Regions from separate parts of the Homo sapiens genome. Here region 2 is linked to region 1. Evidence: chromatin loops called from intact Hi-C (ENCODE). Cell type or tissue: GM12878. All regions are shown on one strand. Each heading gives the region's core, and the rest is flanking DNA. Links, peaks and the distances in the headings are about the cores only. Region 1 has its middle 340 kb from the start of FSHR. Region 2 has its middle 110 kb from the start of MIR548BA.

Region 1 (9,393 bases), core at 730-8,729:
GCATTATTACACAATGTATTTGATTTCTTTCTGGCAAATGAGTGTGCTTTATCGTAATTATGACTAATCCTTCTGGTGTTTACTTTTATCATGCTCTCACTTTCATTAATGTTTCTTTGTCTAAGCAGATAGAAAAGTAATTAGCACAAGGCAAATTTTATTTTATTTTAAGCTTTACATTGTGCTGACAGTGAATCGTCTAAGTCCATTGCTTTGGCAAATAAAAACGATGGTTAAGAGAAACATACTGAATTAGTATTTGTGGGAGTAAAGCCAGGCCCACCTACTGGGTAAATGTGACCACCACCTGAAATCTAGAGATTTCTGATGAATAAAGATAATTATGAATAATACTGCATACCTTGCCTGTTTCAGAGAATATGGCAGGAGCTCTGCATTGCCAAGAAAAGAATGTTTCTGTCTGCATGTATTCTTCTGTTTCACTCAGAAGCTTTACCTACATGTGACTCACAGAAATGTAAGTAGGGTTTTGCTGCACCATGCTGACAGAATTCACTGCAGAGGCTGATATTCTAAACAAAATCATCAGGAGTTGCATGAAATTAAATTTCAATCTGATGCCAGAACTGCAAAAGCAATTTAAATATGTACACTATTTCTAAAGATAATGCTTATGTAGTCATAAATATGAAATGCTAACAACCAGCGTGATTTAATTGGTTGAATTTTTTTCTAGGAAATTGAGATTTTTTTTCAAAGGTCTGTGTTTTTCTGGCTATTATCTGTAATGAATAATTTTTATTTCTACGTACATATTTTTCCGTGCTGGCAGAAAATAATTGTTTTGGGGAGACAAATTAACTCTTTCACTTATCCCGTTGAAAACAATGAAGTGAAATATATGCTCCTTTTCTCCCTTTACATGCCTCCCCCCAATCTCTTTCAATATGACACCCTTTTCTATGTACCTAATGTACTCCTTTGCTCAATCCTCCCCTATTCCCAACTAGTAATATATCACTCTGGCAGTACCTCATGAACCCCAACTTTCCCAATCACTTCTGCCTTCCCAAAAGATTGCTAGTCTTTGTCTCAGCTTCTCAAGGCTCCCCTCATATTAAAGGACAAACAACTCATTTTATCAAATAATGACAAAACTGTAGGTGAAATATTTAACTGATTATTCTTCTCCATTAGCCTATTATTGTTGCTATCATGTTGCATAACAAACTACTCCCTGACTCCATTGGTTTATAATAATAAGCATTTATATTTCTTACACACAGATTTAAAAATTAGCTGAGGTGTTCTGCTTCAGGGTTGGTCGAGCTTGGTTCTGGGCTCTGGTCACATAATTTTTGAGGGGCTTAGACTAAAGGGACAATGGCGTTCTGGGACATGCACTTCTCATGATGATCAGAGAAACATAGGAGACTGAGTCAAATTGTGCAAATACACTTAAGGCCTCTGCTTATATCCTGTGTGCAAGTCTTTCTTTAGTGAAAGCAACTTGAATGATCCAGCTCAATATGAAAGGGATAGGAATATATACTTCACCCCCCACAAAGCACTGCAAGTTAGAAGGCAGAAAAGGAGTAAAGAATTGAGACTCTGCATATCCTTGAAAGGAATATATTTCTTCTTCTGAGGGAATGTACTACTAAGAGCATTGTGGTTTAAGTGAAAGTATAATTTATATTGGTAAAAAATGTTGGGTCATTGTAATTTGATGTATTTCTCCAACTAATTCTCACAATGAATCTGGTGAATCCCATGAATTACATCCTGTGGATGTTGTATGTCATCAATCATATAGTAAGTATAAAATCTAATACTCTGTGCCAGACACTGTTTTAAGTGCTTTATGTATATAACTCATTTAATTATCACAATAATTACATCAGTTAATTACCATTTTGATCTCTTTTGACAGTTTAATAAAATGAGGCACAGAGAGATTTACCAATTTTTCCAAAGCCCCACATCATAAGTTATACGACATATATATATATATGCACACACACACACACACACACACACACACAAACACATATATACATACTCTAGCCCCAGATCCTGAACTCCTAATAGACTGAATATGCAAATGGACAATGACCAGACCATATATGAATGTAGAACTCTGATCTACAACCTGCAGTAATGTACCTAGAAAGCTAATCCCTTATCTATAATAACCAGCCCAGGAGGCCAACCTGCTATAAATCAGAACTGCAGGAAGTCAGGCTGTTATCACAAGTAACAATCCAAGAAGCCAGAAAATAACCACTGTAACAATCACCTCAAAATAGCCATGACTTGATTAATAACTGACAGCTTCCCTAATTTTTGTCTCTGCTTCTAATTCAGGACCACTCAGAGAAAGCCAAATATGCAGCCCTAACAAATCACATAGAATGCCCTGTTTCTAATCAGCCTGCCTACAGCTTCCCTAGGCCAACAGCCTCCTATTAGGTCATACCTGAAACCTTCTCTTTTTTCCACCATAATGCTTTCCCACTCCATTCTTGTCCTTGAGTCTCTCTGCCAAAACACAAGTGATGGTGGCTAACTCAATTGCTATAGCAAGTTCTGAATAAATAGCTTTTGCTTTTCTCATTTTGGTTGGTCTTTATTTTTAGATAATCATAACTATATTCATCATATTTAATTTAATAGAATTTGTGCACAGCATATCTAACAGAGACTAAGACTACAGTTATCACTGCAAATGGGTCATCACTGGCTCTTTAAACATTTCATTTTGATAATATGGTCCTACTGATACTTAATATTTACAGTAGTATATGTATATACCTACAGGAAGTCCAAGTCAATAATGATCAAAACAATATTAACAAAACTAATATAAAACAACAACAGTTATTTTATTAAGCAGTTATAAGTACCACACACATTATTAAAACCATTGCTTAGTTTATTGCACACTTATTACTGGGAGTATCCTCATTTCACAGGTGGAAAATTAAGGCTTAAAAAGGGTAAGCAACTTGTTGATGCACATACTGCTAGGATATTATCCAAATAAGCTTTAATTCTGGTAGTTTAACTCCAAAGTTCAAGTGAAGTGTATCAATGCCTGGTGCACAGTAGAAATTCAACTTACTAAATACTTTACTTACAAAAAGAAAGGATTATTAGTTGATCAACTCCCAACACTCAGTAAAACCTACACTGACCATGAAAATCTATCAAACCCCTGGAAACTTACTTAAGATCCACTGCTTCCTTGGATCTTCTTTTTTTACATGCATATTATTTGTGTTAATCTACATTTTTGCTATGTGTATAACCAGTTTTCCCATTTAGATAAGAATATCTTAAGAGCAGGCAATTTTTTTTTTTTTGCTTTTCCTCCAGTGTTTAGTTTAACTGTGTGCATGTTGTGAACACTCAGTAAATGCTGAGGACAAGATCTCCAAGGATGTCAGGATAACAGACTAAAGGTTCCCAGCACTCATCTCCTCCACAAACAAGGACCAAAACAGCAAGTATGTCATCACACATCAAATAGGGCATCTAAGAGAAAACAGGAATTCAGCAGGGAAGTGACAGGGGATCTCTGAGGCATAGGAGAGAAAAGCAAACCAGCCAAACTGGCTGGGATCAGTTCAGAGCCAGGAGAAACTACCCATTATAGGAAAAAAAGATAAGTGAGAGATTTCCAGCAGTCCACATTCCCACCTCAGCCTCCTGCAATCCTAGCCAAAGGAGAGCGTTTCAGTCCTTGTGGATGCTTAGATTAGTATAGAAAGCTGCCTGGAGTCCAAGCAACAGCATCGCTCCACATAGGGAGCTCACACTGAGTCCAATATACTCTGTGAGACCCAAGCAGCTGCAGCACAGTACCATTTTGAGAGCCCAGGCCCCAAAAGACAACATCCTGCTATGAGATTCAACAGTCTCTGCATCTCCACATTTTTGAACCTCTGCTAACATTTCTTCCACCCCTGCCACATCCACCCAGAGGGCGGCAATATTGCGACGCTAGATGGAGCCACTGGTGTGGCCAGGTCCCCAGCCTCTAGCCCATACAGTGTCCTATACCCCAGGGAACGAGTGGTGCAGCACACCAGGGATGCTCCCTCCTGAGACAATGGGAGTTAAAGGGATATCTCCCCAGAGCCTGAGAGCTGTTTCCCCAAGGCCACTACTCTGATAGTAGCCATGCTCCCTCTAGTGGTGGGGCTACTGTGCACCTGCATGCACCTTCAGTGGGTCTAGGGAATAGGTCTCTCTGGTCACTGTCCTGGGGGCCGAAGGACAGGCCAGCCCAGCCTTGCTCAGCCCTCTGCCACCCCTGTTAGCACCCCCTCTCACCATCTAGGGGCCCAAGGACAGGCCTGCTCCACCCACTGCCACTGTCACTGGTGCCTAAGTGCACCATTTAAGTGCCTAGGGATTTACCCACCCCACACATCACCTCCAGCACTCATGTAAAGCATATGAGGGTAGGCTTCCCAAGCCTGCTGCCACCAACCCACTCGCTAGGGCCTTGCCCACCAAGCCTGTTGCTACCAATGCTGATGCCTGAACATACCACATGGGGGCTTGAGAGTTGGCCAGCAGCTGCAACTAAACTGCCAATGCCACACATATATCTAGGAGCCAGAGAACCCACCTTCCCATCCAGCCTACTGCTGCAACTGCTAGCACCTCAGTAAGCTACTTAAAGGCCCAAGGACTGGCCCACTAGAAACTGCTACCATGAGTGCCCTTACCACCACTATTACCCTCACAAATGTGCCATTTAGAAGCCCAAGGGCCTGTCCACTCCACTCCTACTACCACTGGTCCTTGATGACCAGCTTGTCTGGCATACCTAGTCTCAAGCAAAGCCTCACACAGTCTCCACTACCAACTACAGCCCAGGCCACTGAGGGTCTCACGGACACCATTGATTCTGATTACAACCAAAAAGTTTACAGAAAGACTACATTGTTATGCCCCACCAGAATAAAAGACAAAGCACCCTACGCAACCAACACTGTAGGTACTTATACAGGAAAGTTTTTCCCCACAAGATCCAACCCATAAAATTGGAACAAGTGACTGTTACACCAAAAGCACAAATATCAATCAGTAACAAATCCTAACAAAATCTTTGAAATGCCTGAAAAAGAATTTAAAATAATGATATTTAAAAAGTCAGTGAGAAATAAGAGAATACAGATAAATAATACCAAAAAATATCAAGAAAAAAATCCATGGTTTGAATCAGAAATTCAACAAAGAGATAGATATAATAAAAAAGAGCCAAACAGAAATCCTGGAATTGAGGAATCCAATGAATAAAATAAAAATATAATTGAGAGCTTCAGCAATAGACTACATCATAAAGAAGAAATCATTTCTGAACTTGAAGACAGGTCTTTTGAAATAACCCAGTTAGACAGAAAATTAAAAAGAAATAAAAAAGAGGCCAGGCACAGTGGCTCATGCCTGTAATCCCAGCACTTTAGGAGGTCAAGGCGGGTGGCTCATGAGGTTAGGAGTTCAAGACAAGCCTGGCCAACATAGTGAAACCCTGTGTCTACTAAAAATACAAAAATTAGCTGGGCATGGTGGCACGTGCCTGTAGTCCCAGCTACGGGAGGCTGAGGCAGGAGAAGCACTTGAAAATGGGAGGTGGAGGTTGCAGTGAGCTGAGATCACACCACTGCACTCCAGCTTGGGCAACAGTGAGACTTCATCTCAAAAAAAAAAAAAAAAAAGAAAGAAAGAAAGAATAAAAAAAGAATGAGGAAATGCTAAGTGACATATAGAACACCATAAAGCAACAAAATTTTCTAATTTTGGGAGGTCCAGAAGGAGAAGAGATGGGCAAAGGCATAGGAAATCTGTTTAACAAAATAATATATGAAAACTATCCAAGTCTTACAAAAGATAGAGACATCCAAACAGAGAGCTCAAAGATACCCAATTAGATTCAACCCCAAAGGTTTTCTCCAAGGCACATTATACTCAAACTGTAAAAAGTCAAGGACAAAAGAATTCTAAAAGCAGCAACAGAAAAGTGTCAAGTCACAGATAAGGGCATCTTCATCAGACTAATAGTGAATTTCTCAGCAGAAATCTTACTAGCCAAGAGAAAATAAGATGATATATTCAAATTTCTGAAAGAAGAAACTTAAGCAAAACTATCCTTCAAAAATGAAGAAAAAATAAAGTCTTTCCCAGACAAGCAAAAATGGAAGGAATTTATTACCACTAGACTGGTTCTATAAGAAATACTTCAAGGCCGGGCGCGGTGGCTCACGCCTGTAATCCCAGCACTTTGGGAGGCCGAGGCGGGCGGATCACAAGGTCAGGAGATCGAGACCATCCCGGCTAAAACGGTGAAACCCCGTCTCTACTAAAAATACAAAAAATTAGCCGGGCGTAGTGGCGGGCGCCTGTAGTCCCAGCTACTTGGGAGGCTGAGGCAGGAGAATGGCGTGAACCCGGGAGGCGGAGCTTGCAGTGAGCCGAGATCCCGCCACTGCACTCCAGCCTGGGCGACAGAGCGAGACTCCGTCTCAAAAAAAAAAAAAAAAAAAAAAAGAAATACTTCAAGAAATCCTACATCAGGCACTGAAAGAATGATACCTGCCATCATGAAAACATACAAAAATATAAAACCTGATGGTACAACAGAGACACAACTGAGAAAGAGAAAGGAGTCAAATGCTACAACTACAGAAAACCATCTAACCACAATTATAAACAATAAGAGAAGAGGAAAGGACAAATAATAAAGAAAAAGGACAAAGAAGAGCAAAGAATGTGCAAAACCATTAGAAAACAACTAACAAAATGACAGGAATAAGTCACCTATCAATAATAACTTTGAATGTACAAAGATTTAATTTCCTACTTAACGGACATAAACTGGCTAAATGGTTTTAAAAATGTGGCCCATCTATGTGCTGCCTACAATAATCTCACTTCACCTGTAAAGGAATATATAAATTGAAAGTGAAAGGATGAAAAGATATATTCCACGTTTTAAAAAAAATAAGAGCAAGAAATAATGGCTATACTTATCAGATAAAACAGATTTTAAGTAAAAAACTATAAAAAGATAAAGAAGGTTATTATATAATGATAAAGGGATCAATTCATCAAGAGGATATAACAATTCCAAATATATATGCACTCTAAACTGGAGTACCCAGATATATAAAGTAAATATTATTAGATCTAAAGGGAGAAATAGACTCAAATACAGTAACAGTTGAGAACCTCAACATTCCGCTCTCAACATGGAACAGATCATCTAGACAGAAAAATCAACAAAAGAACATTGAATTTAAACTAAACCTTAGAACAAATAGGCTTTACAGGCATTTACAGAACATTTTCATCCAGTAACAGTGTAGTATACATTCTTGTCATCAGCAAATGGAACATTCTCCAGAATAGGCTAAATTTAGATCACACACAAAAATTCAAATTTTTAGAAATCAAAATCATATCAAGTATCTTTTTAAACCACAATGGAATAAAACTAAAAATCAATAACAAGAGAAACACTGGAAAGTATACAAATACATGGAAATTTTAAAACATGCTTCTAAATGACCACTGCAACAATGAAAAAATTAAGAAGAAAATAATTTCTGAAAACAAATAAAAATGGAAGCATGCCAAAACTTATGAGATAAAGCAAATGCAGTCTAAGAAGAAACTTTATAGCAATAAACATCTACATCAAAAAAGTAGAAAAATTTCAAATAAACAGCAATGCACCTCATGGAACTAGAAAACAAGAATAATGCAAACCCAGAATTAGAAGATGGAAAGAAATAATAAAGATCAGAGCAAAAATAGACTAAAAAAAGTACAAAGGATTAACAAAATGAAAAGTCTTTTTTTGGAAAAGATAAACAAAATAAATAAATTGCTAGCTAAGCCAATAAAGGAAAAAACAGAATACCCAAATCAGTCAAATCAGAAAGAAAAATAGGGACATTAAGCTGATAACGAAGAAATAAAAAGGATCATAATAGACTATTATGAACAACTACGTGCTAAAAAATTAGAAAACCTAGAGGAAACAGATAAATTCCTAAAAACATATAACCTAACAAGACTGAACCAGGAAGAAATAGAAAACCTGAACACACAGTAACAAGTAATAAAACTAAATTAGTAATATAAATTCTCCCAACAAAAAGAAACACAGGACTGGATGGCTTTACTACTAAATTCTACCAAACTTATAAAGAACTAACACCAATTTTACACAAACTATTCCAAGAGTTTGAAAAGTAGAAAATTCTTCTTAACTCATTATTTAAGACCAGCATTACCCGACACTAAAACCAGATGAGGGCACAAGAAAAAAAGTACAGGCCAGTATTTCTGATGAATATAAATACAAAAAAATCCTCCAAAAACACTCGCATACCCAATCCAATAGCACATCAAAAAGATAATACACCATAATCAAGTGGGGTTTATCCCAGGGATTCAAGGATGGTTAAAAAGTTGCAAATCAATAAATGTAATGCATCACATCAACAGAATGAAGGACAAAAACCATATAGTTACCTAAATAGGTGAAGAAAAATCATTTGATAAAATTCAACATCCTTTCATAATAAAAACTCTCAACATATTAGGCACAGAAGGAACATATCTCAGCATAATAAATACCATATATGGCAAAAACACAGCCAACACCATACTGAATGAAGGAAAAGCTGAAAGTCTTTTCTCTAAGAATTAGAAGAAGAGGACAAGAGGGTCCACTTTCGTCACTCCTGCTCAACGTAGTACTGGGAGTTCTAGTTAGAGCAATCAAGCAAGAGAAAAAAAATAGAGACATCCAAAATAGAAAAAAGGAAGTGAAATTTTACCTTGTTAAAAATGCCCTGCTCATATATACTTTTTCTACATACATATATACATATATATATAGAGAGAGAGAGAGAGAAATCGTGAATAATCCACCAATAAAATGCTTAGAGCTGATAAACAAATTTGATAAAGTTTCAGCATAAAAATATCAGTAGTGTTTCTACACACCAACAATGAACTAGCAGAAAAAGAAATCAAGAAAGCAATTCCATATACAATAGCTTAAAAAGTCCTAAGAAATTTAACCAAGGAGGTAAAAGACCTTTATAAGAAAAATTACAAAATACTAATAAAAGAAATTGAACAGGACACAAACAAATGGAAACATATCCCATGCTCATGAATCAGAAGAATTAGTATTGTTAAAATGGCCATAGTAATCAAAATAATCTACAGAAGCCATGCAATCCCTGTTAAATATCTATCACGTTTTTTCACAGAAATAGAGAAAACAATTCCTAAAACTTGTGTGGAACCCACAATGATCTCAAATAGCCAAAGCAATACTGAGCAAAAAGAATAAAGCTGGAGGCATTTCACCACTTGACTTCAAAATATACTATAAAGCTG
Region 2 (9,393 bases), core at 361-8,360, 550 kb before region 1:
GAATAGCTAGAGTCAGTTTTAACTGACTCATGTCACGTTTAAACTTCAACCCACGTGACTTTTTCCTTCTCTGGACTTCCATTTCATTAGAGAATGGATCAGTGACTGAATCAGCAAATTTGGGTGATTCCCAGTGTCCTATGCTGTTAAAACATTAAGCTGATGATGACACTCCTCTGCTTAAAATGCTCCAAAAGCTTTCCATTTTCACCAGAATAAAAGGCAAATTCCTTCCCTTGGCCTCAAGGCCCTGCATGCTGGGCCTTGCTCACCTCTCCATTTTCCCCTTATGCCCACTCCCCTTTGCAATGCATCTTTTCAGGAACTGAAAGCAGTTTCTCATCTCAGACTTTGCACATGCTCTTCCTTTGCCTAGAACACCACTCCCTGGCTTTTCAATGGACTAATGTCACATCGTGAGAGAAGCCTACTCCAGATCCAAAATTAGCTTCATTAGGCTACATGACACATGCTCTTTTTGTGCCACTTATCACATATGCTTGTTTGTGTTTTTGCTGATTTAACATTTTTCTCCCTACATAGACTTCTGCTCCATGAGGAGAAGGGCCACATCTTATTACTAAATACCTAGGCCTACTATTATGCCTGGCCAATCAATCTTAGATATATTTTTCTAATTGTCTCATCTCTGCCCCTTGCAATTTTTAATTTTCCCCAATCAGTTTGCAAACTCTTTGTGTTTAAGGGACCAAGATTTCTACTTCTTGTCTTTTTACCACAGTACCTAGTACAGGGCTTATTCAATAATTGTGCCTACAGCTTGAGGAGAAATAGAGAAATACGCACCCCCCCAACCCCCAACAAAAAAAGTAGACATTTCCTGACAATTAGGTACAGAGACACGTGGGGCAAGTAAATTCATTCTCAGTAGAAATGAGTTCATAAGACCTATATAATGTACTCCCAAAGCCAAGATTTGGTAATAATGTAGTCCCCAAATACCTGAAAGTTGTGTTTAAAAATGCAGGTAAGGCTGTAACTGAAAAAACAAAACAAAATCCAAATACTGTTTTTACTATATAGAAAAGGGACCTTGAGGATCACAGCTCAGTGAGAAGATGTTCCTCTAATTTTGTAGTTATTCCATGTAGAATGTAATATAATTTTTTTTGAAAAACTTTAATTTTTAGAGCCCTTTTAGATTCACAGCAAAATTAAGCAGAAAACTTAGGGCAGTATCATATACTCTCTGCCCCACACACCCACAGCCTCCCCACTGCACCCACAGCTTCCCCCACCAGAGTGGCACATGTGTCACAGTCAGTGGAGCTACATTGACATGTCATTATCACCCAAGCCCATAGTTTACATTAGGGTTCCCTCTTGACGTACATTCTATGGGTCTGGACAAATGGACGTGTCCACCATTATGGTATCATGTGGAGTAGTTTCGCCGTCCCTAGAATCCTCTGTGCTCTTCCCTCCATCTCTCCATCCCTAACCCCTGGCAACTGTTGATCTTTTTACTGTCTCCATAGATTTGCCTTTTCCAGAATGTCATATAGTTAAAATCATGTGATATGTAGTCTTTTAAGATAAGCGTCTTTTGCTTAGTAATATGCATTTAAGTATCTTCTGTTGATATAATTTTTTGAAGCTATAAGATTATCTAACCCAGCATTTCTTAAATGTGTGTTTCATTGGAAGGTCACTGAGCCTCTAGGTGAAAAAGTGATTGACGGCCAATTAGGTTGGAAAACCTGACTACCCTTTCCTCCTTTGGGAGGGCCAAGTTCACGTTGGCATTATTAGCATCATTTAACCCACGGTTTGCCTCAGAGACTGTTCCAGAAAGAACTATTGATCACTTGCTACAGGACATGGTCCACGAAGCCCTTATCTAACCCAGTGCCTTATTTTTTATCCCCTTTTCTGTTTTGATTCCTGCCCAGACAGTGGCTCCCTTACATTATCTTTGACTATCCTGGTGGAAATAGTACCAGAAAGTACTTCATAAAGCGGTATTTTAGCAGTACCACATGTTCTGTGCCAAATTTATCTGTCCAAATGTTGCTGTGGTAACAACACAAACAGCCAAATACTAGATAACACAAACTGGCAGGGAGAACAAAAATTCCTTTTAATAAATTCATGGTTGCCTTAGACAAACCAAGCACATTCACGGTATGTTAATTTAAGGTTGTGTAGGAATTGTGAAGTGGTTAAAGACAGACTCACAAGTCTGAAAGTTTACCACTGACTGATGCTACTGGAATAGATTCATGCATATGTCTATTCATATTGCATGGTTGTTGGTCATTTGAGTACGTGTCAAACAAGCTAACACCGGAAACTGGCCAATATCTGCTAATTTTGTGCAAGTCTGATACCATATTGATATTTCTGCTCAAGTTTGGTAGCTGGTCCATTCCTCCTCTGTCGTCTGAAGTAGGAGCTCTTATCATGTCATCTATTAGCAGTTGCCCCAGTGGAAAATGTTCTGCTGTTCCATGCTCTGAGTACATCCTCTTCCTTCTGTCTGTGACATTCTTCTTCCTCTTGACTGAAAAACATTCATCCTTCAAGGCCCAACCTAGGTGTCTCTTTTTGGTGAACATTTGTGGGACTCCACCCTACCGTCTTCCACAGAACCTTCTGTGTAGAACCTTGTCTGATTTGTAATTATAGCTTTCATCTTTCTCATTGTTTCACAATTTCTTGTCATGCTAGAATGCAAATTTCTTAAGGATAATTACAACATCATATTTCTCTACCCCAGAAATCAGCCCCATCCCTGGCGCATAGTAGACATTTTATAAACATTTGTTCAGTGAATGAATGAAAGAATGGATAAATCAATCACTCAAGTATATAAGTCCTTAAAATCAGCAATTAATGTTGGGACTATGAAAAAACACAAGTCTTGTTGATTGCTTTTTAGGCTCAATAAGCATCAATTTGATGAGCTAATCCTTTCAAGTATAATACCCATAATTTAGATTTTTAGGTTTCCAACGAAATGATCGAAACAGGCACACACAACTAATTCTCCTCCTAGTAACAAAAGCTTGTTGTTTCACAGTCTTAGCTACAGCAAGGCATAAGTACACTTTTTTTTTTTTTTTTGGCTAATTAACTCCGTCTTCCCTCAAATGTTTAGGAGTTGTTTCTTAACATATAAAAATGACTTTATAAAGTTAAGCAAGAGTTGAGGTTTAGGGAAACAATATAGGCATTTGCTTTTCCTCTTTTTTACCATTAGCTATGTAAAATGTCTCTCAAATTTTCTGGGTTTCATTACAGTTCACTTTAGTGCAGAATACGGCATGAGATGGTAATAGAGCATCTTGTTCTGTTGAATAAAAGAGTTGAGGGAGAGAATGTTGAAGTTTTCCTGTATGCCTTTCTTTGCTCCTCCTTTGTTTTTTCTTTCCCTACAATAACACATAAGGCCCATCAGAGGAAGGCTGTTGTCTTGTTTGGTTCCTGCTATATTCCCAATACCTAGTCAGTGTCTGGTATATGGTCATTTCTTCAAAAATATGCTTAGAACAAATATGTGCTGACAGATGTGGTCAGAGTAGGAGAGAATAAGAACATGAATCACAGTAGTGACCCTGGAGAGAAATGGAAAACTGGGATGATGAGCAATCAGTGCAGATGTAGTGCTGACTGCCCTGGGAACTGATTAGATAGAGGGCACTGGGAAAGGAAGGAGTTAAAGTAACAGCGAAGTGTGGAGCCTGATGGATTGAAATGATGAGCAAAGAGAAATGAAGTTGGGAGCAAAGCTGTGATCTCTGATTTGGGTACGTTGAGTTTGAAGTTCCGGTGGGAGATAGCCACAAGACAATTAAAAAAGTGAAACTAGGTCCGGCGCGGTGGCTCACGCCTGTAATCCCAGCATTTTGGGAGGCCGAGGCGGGCAGATCATGAGTTCAAGAGATAGAGACCATCCTGGCCAACATGGTGAAACCTTGTCTCTACTAAAAATACAAAAATTAGCTGGGCGTAGTGGTGCACCTGTAGTCTCAGCTACTTGGGAGACTGAGGCAGGAGAATCGCTTGAACCCGAGAGGTGGAGGTTGCAGTGAGCCTAGATCCCGCCATTGTACTCCAGCCTGGTGACAGAGCGAGATTCCGTCTCAAAAAAAAAAAAAAAAGTTAAACTAGAGCTTAGAGTAGACGTCAGGAATGGATATACGGATACTATAGTCAAAATCATAAATGTGATAGATTGTGAAAATAAAGACAAAAAAAGACAGGGAGCCCCAGGTTATATCCTTGGAGGATACATACATTGTTGGGAGGCATGGGGAGACTAAAAACTAGAAGCATTATCAGAGGTGTGCAGGTCTAAGAATTAAAAATGGGAGAGGCTTTTAGGATGAGTACTTTGTCAACGGTGTTAAGGGCGGCAGAGAAGCTCATGGTGATTGTGTTAAAAAATGATTATAGAGTTTTGTGTTTAAAATATGTATATTTGTTTACTATGATGGTAGCAGGTTCCATAAAATAATGAGTAGTGGGCAGAATCTAGATTGCTAAAGGACCGTTCAATGCTTATCTAAGATACTTCATATTATTTTTTGTAGCTTATAATAGATGTTCAAGAAATACTTGTTTGGGAGTGAAATCAACATTCACATTCTTTTTAGAAGCAGCTATTTTTGTTTGGAGAGTACTTTCTGATACTGCCTCTGGAACAACTTTAATGAAAGTAGAGTCCAGCACTTACCTGAAGTTGTGATTATCTACAACCATCTGCAATGTGGTTCATCTCTAGTTTTCACTTGGAGCCTCACTGGATGTCAAGCTGCAGGCTGCTAAGAGCAATCAGCTGGGCAGGTAGAAAATTATGTGTATGTGAGTCTAAGTATATTTATATTGACCTGGTAGATGCCTAAATCTCAAAAGAATTTTAAAATTATGTCATGTTTTATGTAATGGAAAATTATCAATTTTATTTGTAAATTATTTCTGGAAGTTTGCTGAAAATAACATAAGCAGTGGCTTAGCCCATAGGCTTGGGGTTAGATGTGGGGGGTGCAGAGAAGAATCTGATTTACTGTGTAGCCTGTAGTTACTTGATTTCACCACTAGATGGTGATCTTGTATTAGCCTGGCAAGCTGCCCACTAACAAAGGGTGGCATACAGTCGACTGCAGGTGGTTGAAACCTATTACATTGACATAGAGAAGCTTTTTTGGTGTTGTGAAATGGTTGATACTTGAAGTAATAAAAATTAGGGAATGTTAGTGTCCTTCTGACTATACAGACTATGATGAACTGAGAACACTTGAGTACCTGGTTAGAAACCTACAGTGGGGGAAATGGGGAGAATACTGTCTTAGGAAGCACAAAATCTGCATTCTAGTTCACCTGTTGCTGCTTGTAGCATATTTGGGAAGTCATTTTCCTTCCAAGGGCTTCAGCTACTTCACCTGTAAAATGGGAGATGATGATATCTACCTTGTCAGCGGCTGTGCCAGTTTTCCCCAAGACCTTTTCCTGTTCTTTTAGTGGTGGGGAAAAAGAGGTGGAGGTGTAGTGTGTCTACAGTAGGAGAAGAAAGAAGGCACTGAGGAATCTTGGTTGGTCTTGGTCTACTTTTTTTCTAATTTTAACTTTCTTCCTTGGTCACGTGGATGGAGTCTTAGTAAAAGATCTTTCTCTCACTGGGAGAACCGGGAGTGAGAGTCTTTGCTACAGACTGAGAGTAGAGAAAGGAATAGAGGAAAAAACTGAAAGGGAAAATGTTCTATAAAGGCATTGTGGGGTGTGTGTGTGTCTGCATGTGTGTCTAGAGCCACAGAAAGGTGAAGTAGAAGATGTTCATTGTTGGGAATTCCATTATTATTATTGATTAGTTGAACCCCCTTAGTTGTCACTGAAGCCTCATAAAAAGCCATGATGATGGTCTTGTGTTCCAATTTTACAGTTGAGGGACATAAGGAGGGCTTATGATACATCTTTATTCAATGTTAAGGCCTTATTTTCAATCTGAGAGTCAATATAATAAATAATGGCAGTGGGTTTTATTTCATGCTTAATCAAAGGGCCTTGTATGAGGGACATCTTAGCCAGTTATGCAGAAATAAATTATTTGGCTTATAAATTGATACTATTTTACTAGGAGAAAATAATGTCCTTAGTGGGGTAAATTTCTTGGAGGCTCAAGTTATAACTGTTTTTCTCAGTTTTTCACAGGATGCTTTTCAAATGATAAATAGCCTTTGGCAGAGAAAAGGAATTTGATTCTGTCCTCTCTAATCCAGAAATTCCATAATGGAGCCACAGAAAGCGTCTTGCTCGGTTTCAGAGTAATTAGTGATTACCCAGAATTACTTGAAGGAACTGGATTGTATCCTTTCTGATAGGAGAAGCCATGAAAGACTTTATCCTAACCATTCTATATCTTCTTATTAGAATAGAATAGAATCAAAATAGATGAAGATTTGATCTTTCCTGGAAGGAAAGGAACAGCTAAAGAGAGACGGGAGTTTGAAAGCATATGCTGAGAGAAAAAAATGAATTAAATTATGGCAGGAACTGTACCCTATAGAGGATATGGTTTTGTGACTGTCTATTCACTCCTCTCATGAGTTTCTGCCTTTGAGAAATTTTCGTTGTTTTGTTTGTTTTGAGATAGGGTCTCACTTTGTTACTCGGGCTAGAAATAGACTACAGTGGCATGATCATAGCCCACTGTAACCTTGAACTCCTGAGCTCAGGTGATACTCCTCCTGCCTCAGTCTCCCAAGTAGCTGGGAATACAGACATGTACCACAACAACCAGCTAATTAAACATTTTTTTAAAAAAGACAGGGTCTTCCTATGTTGCCCAGGCTGGTCTTGAATTCCTGGCCTCAAGCAATCCTCTCTCCTCGGCCTCCCAAAGTGCTGGGATTATAGGCATGAACCACTGTGCCTGCCCTGAGAAATGGCTAAAAGTAGTCAAATATTCTCTCTAAAGTACTCCTGGTGAACTTTGATCAAACTCAATTGATTCTGAAACTCTCTCTTTGGTTTGACGATGGTCAGGAAAGCTGTGTAGGCTGAGTTCAGCTAGAACATACTTAGCTCTGTACTTAGCCAAGATAAACTTTTTAAAATAAATTGTAAGAGATAGGGTATTAATGACAAAGTTTTTGTTATGTAGCCTTACTATTTTTGGAGTCCCACATGGCTCAAGTCTTTGCAAATTGTTGGTTTTCTTTTCTGAACCCAACAATGGAGAACAGCAGCAGGGAAAACGCTGGCAGATCTCAACCATTTTTATTAGCTAACATGAAAATGTGAGAACTCTTAGGAAGATGAATGTGTTTGGCTGCCAGGCTGGGAGAAACGACAGCCTGGAGAGGAGGAAAGCCAGAGACATCCGGGTGGCAGAAAGCTTTCTAGTGTTTCCTTTCTTTTCCCCACAGTACTCTGGGTGACCGGTTGCCTAGATCTATGGGCAGGAAAGCAACAGAATCAGGCAGAAGTGGCAGGGTAACATCAGGGCAGCTCTGGAGTCAAAATGTGAAGCTAGTAGTGACAACACCTGGATGTCCCCTGAGCATTCTTGCCTTCTCCTTCCACCAAGTGGAGTAGGAAATTACACAGGCTTTTTGTTCTTAAGAACACGCCTGGTGATGAGAGGCCAGAGAGTGTTTGGTGGAGTGGTGGTGGGGTTTGGAGGATGGCTGAATTCATGTTGCAACCTTTGAGACTTTCTGCCTTGAAGACCATCCTCCTCCAACTCACATAGAGAAAAGGGCAAGGCCTAAGTGTTTACCCCTCTCCCACATAGACATCATTTGCAAAAGCAGTCAATAGTCTAAAGAAATAAAAGATGAGCTTACGAGGAAAAATGGTAAGATGTGAATAGTAAGAGTTCCGTGAAAGTAATTTAACAAAATAAATAAGCTAAACCAGAGGAAACAGAATGGACAATAATTTAAAAAAAAGAAGGTGTAGTAATTATCCTTAGAAACATAAAGGAGACTCTTGAAACAAACAGGGAGAAGAAAATATGAAGAACAAATTGGAGATATTGAGGGTCTAAACATAATTGCTGAGATTGCTCAATAGATGGGCCACATATCAGAATGCATACAGCAAAATAATATATCAGTAGACTGAAATATTGAGGCCGGGAACTTCCTCAGAAGACATTGGAAAAGGATAAAGAGATAGAAAGAATGCAAGTCAACAAATATGGAGGACTGAAGTTGAAGTGTAAGTATCCTTCCAAGAGCATCGTGTAGGAAGAAAAATAGACCTCAAATGGAAAGGACACAGAGTGCTGAACAGGAGAGGTGACCTCCTCACATAGAAATGTTCTACAGTAACATTAAAGAATATTAAAAATAGAACATTCTAAAAGGCTTCAAGATAAAAAGCATATTACCCAAAAGGAACATGAAAATTAGATTACAATCATAGTTTTCAGCAGCTACATTAGATGTGGGAAAGCAATGAGTTAATATCTTCAAAGTGTTGAAGAAGAAAAGAAGACAGTAAAACTAAAATTTCATGATGGGCCAAATTATTACTATAATGTGAAATTGAAATACACATAATTACTATCATTTTGAAAGAACTCCTGGAGTTAAGTGAATTAAGTGAATTTTGGATGAAGCAATTAAATCCAATTAAATCCAAAAGGATGCAATGACTCCAGGAGGAAAGGTGAATAAATAATGAACAAACACAGAATGCACATTATTTTGAGTACACAAAGATTTATTTTTAAAAATTAACCATGAAATTATCCCACAAAAGATTTATCATTGAATCCAAAAAGTCAGCCTCAGACCCGTTTTTCAACTATAAGGAAACAGTTCAACAATCAGAAATAATTAAAAGCAACTTATATATTTATTGGCATTTCTTAAAGAATGGTGCAATGGTCATTCTCATATGTGTCTTCTTGTGCATAAGACTAAGTCTTCCTTGGGGCATATTCCCAGAAGTGAATATTCTAAGTCTTCCTTGGGGCATATTTGGCCAGAGTGCAGTGGTGCGATCTCGGCTCACTGCAACCTTGCAACCTCCACCTCTTGGGTTCAAGCAATTCTTCTGCCTCAGCCTCCCGAGTAGCTGGGATTACAGGCACACACCACCACACCCAGGTAATTTTTGTATTTTTAGTAGAGATGGGGTTTCACCATGTTGGCCAGGATGGTCTTGACCTCTTGACCTTTTGATCTGCCCACCTTGGCCTCCCAAAGTGCTGGGATTACAGGCATGAGCCGCCACCGTGCCCAGCCGATAAGCGCATTTTTACTATAGCCAAATTGATCTCTAAAGTTCTATAAATCCCTACCCATGAAGTAAAGTTTGGAATTTCATTGAATTGTATTGAATTTATACATTCATTTGGGAATGAATTGATACATTTGTAGTATTGAAAATTCACATTGATGAACGTAATTTATCTCCTCG

What was found. Hi-C counts contacts between places; a loop is a spot of excess contacts. Peaks named below come from ENCODE experiments on the same cell type or tissue, not always from the same donor. Only the 100,000 strongest peaks of a DNase experiment are listed, where the experiment ranks them.
Region 2: a loop joins it to region 1, with 10 times the contacts of the local background. A loop is called at or near these places in 14 of 110 quality-filtered maps.

The regions. Positions count from the first base shown.
Region 1 is chr2:49,486,817-49,496,209 of GRCh38, forward strand. No RefSeq gene overlaps it. Among named protein-coding and RNA genes, the nearest start is that of FSHR, 340 kb to the left of the region's middle. In GM12878, for the core only: a CTCF peak has its summit at 4,154 (motif pointing left); no DNase peak of the experiment used is centred there.
Region 2 is chr2:48,941,597-48,950,989 of GRCh38, forward strand. No RefSeq gene overlaps it. Among named protein-coding and RNA genes, the nearest start is that of MIR548BA, 110 kb to the right of the region's middle. In GM12878, for the core only: a CTCF peak has its summit at 5,068 (motif pointing right); a DNase peak (open chromatin) is centred at 5,105.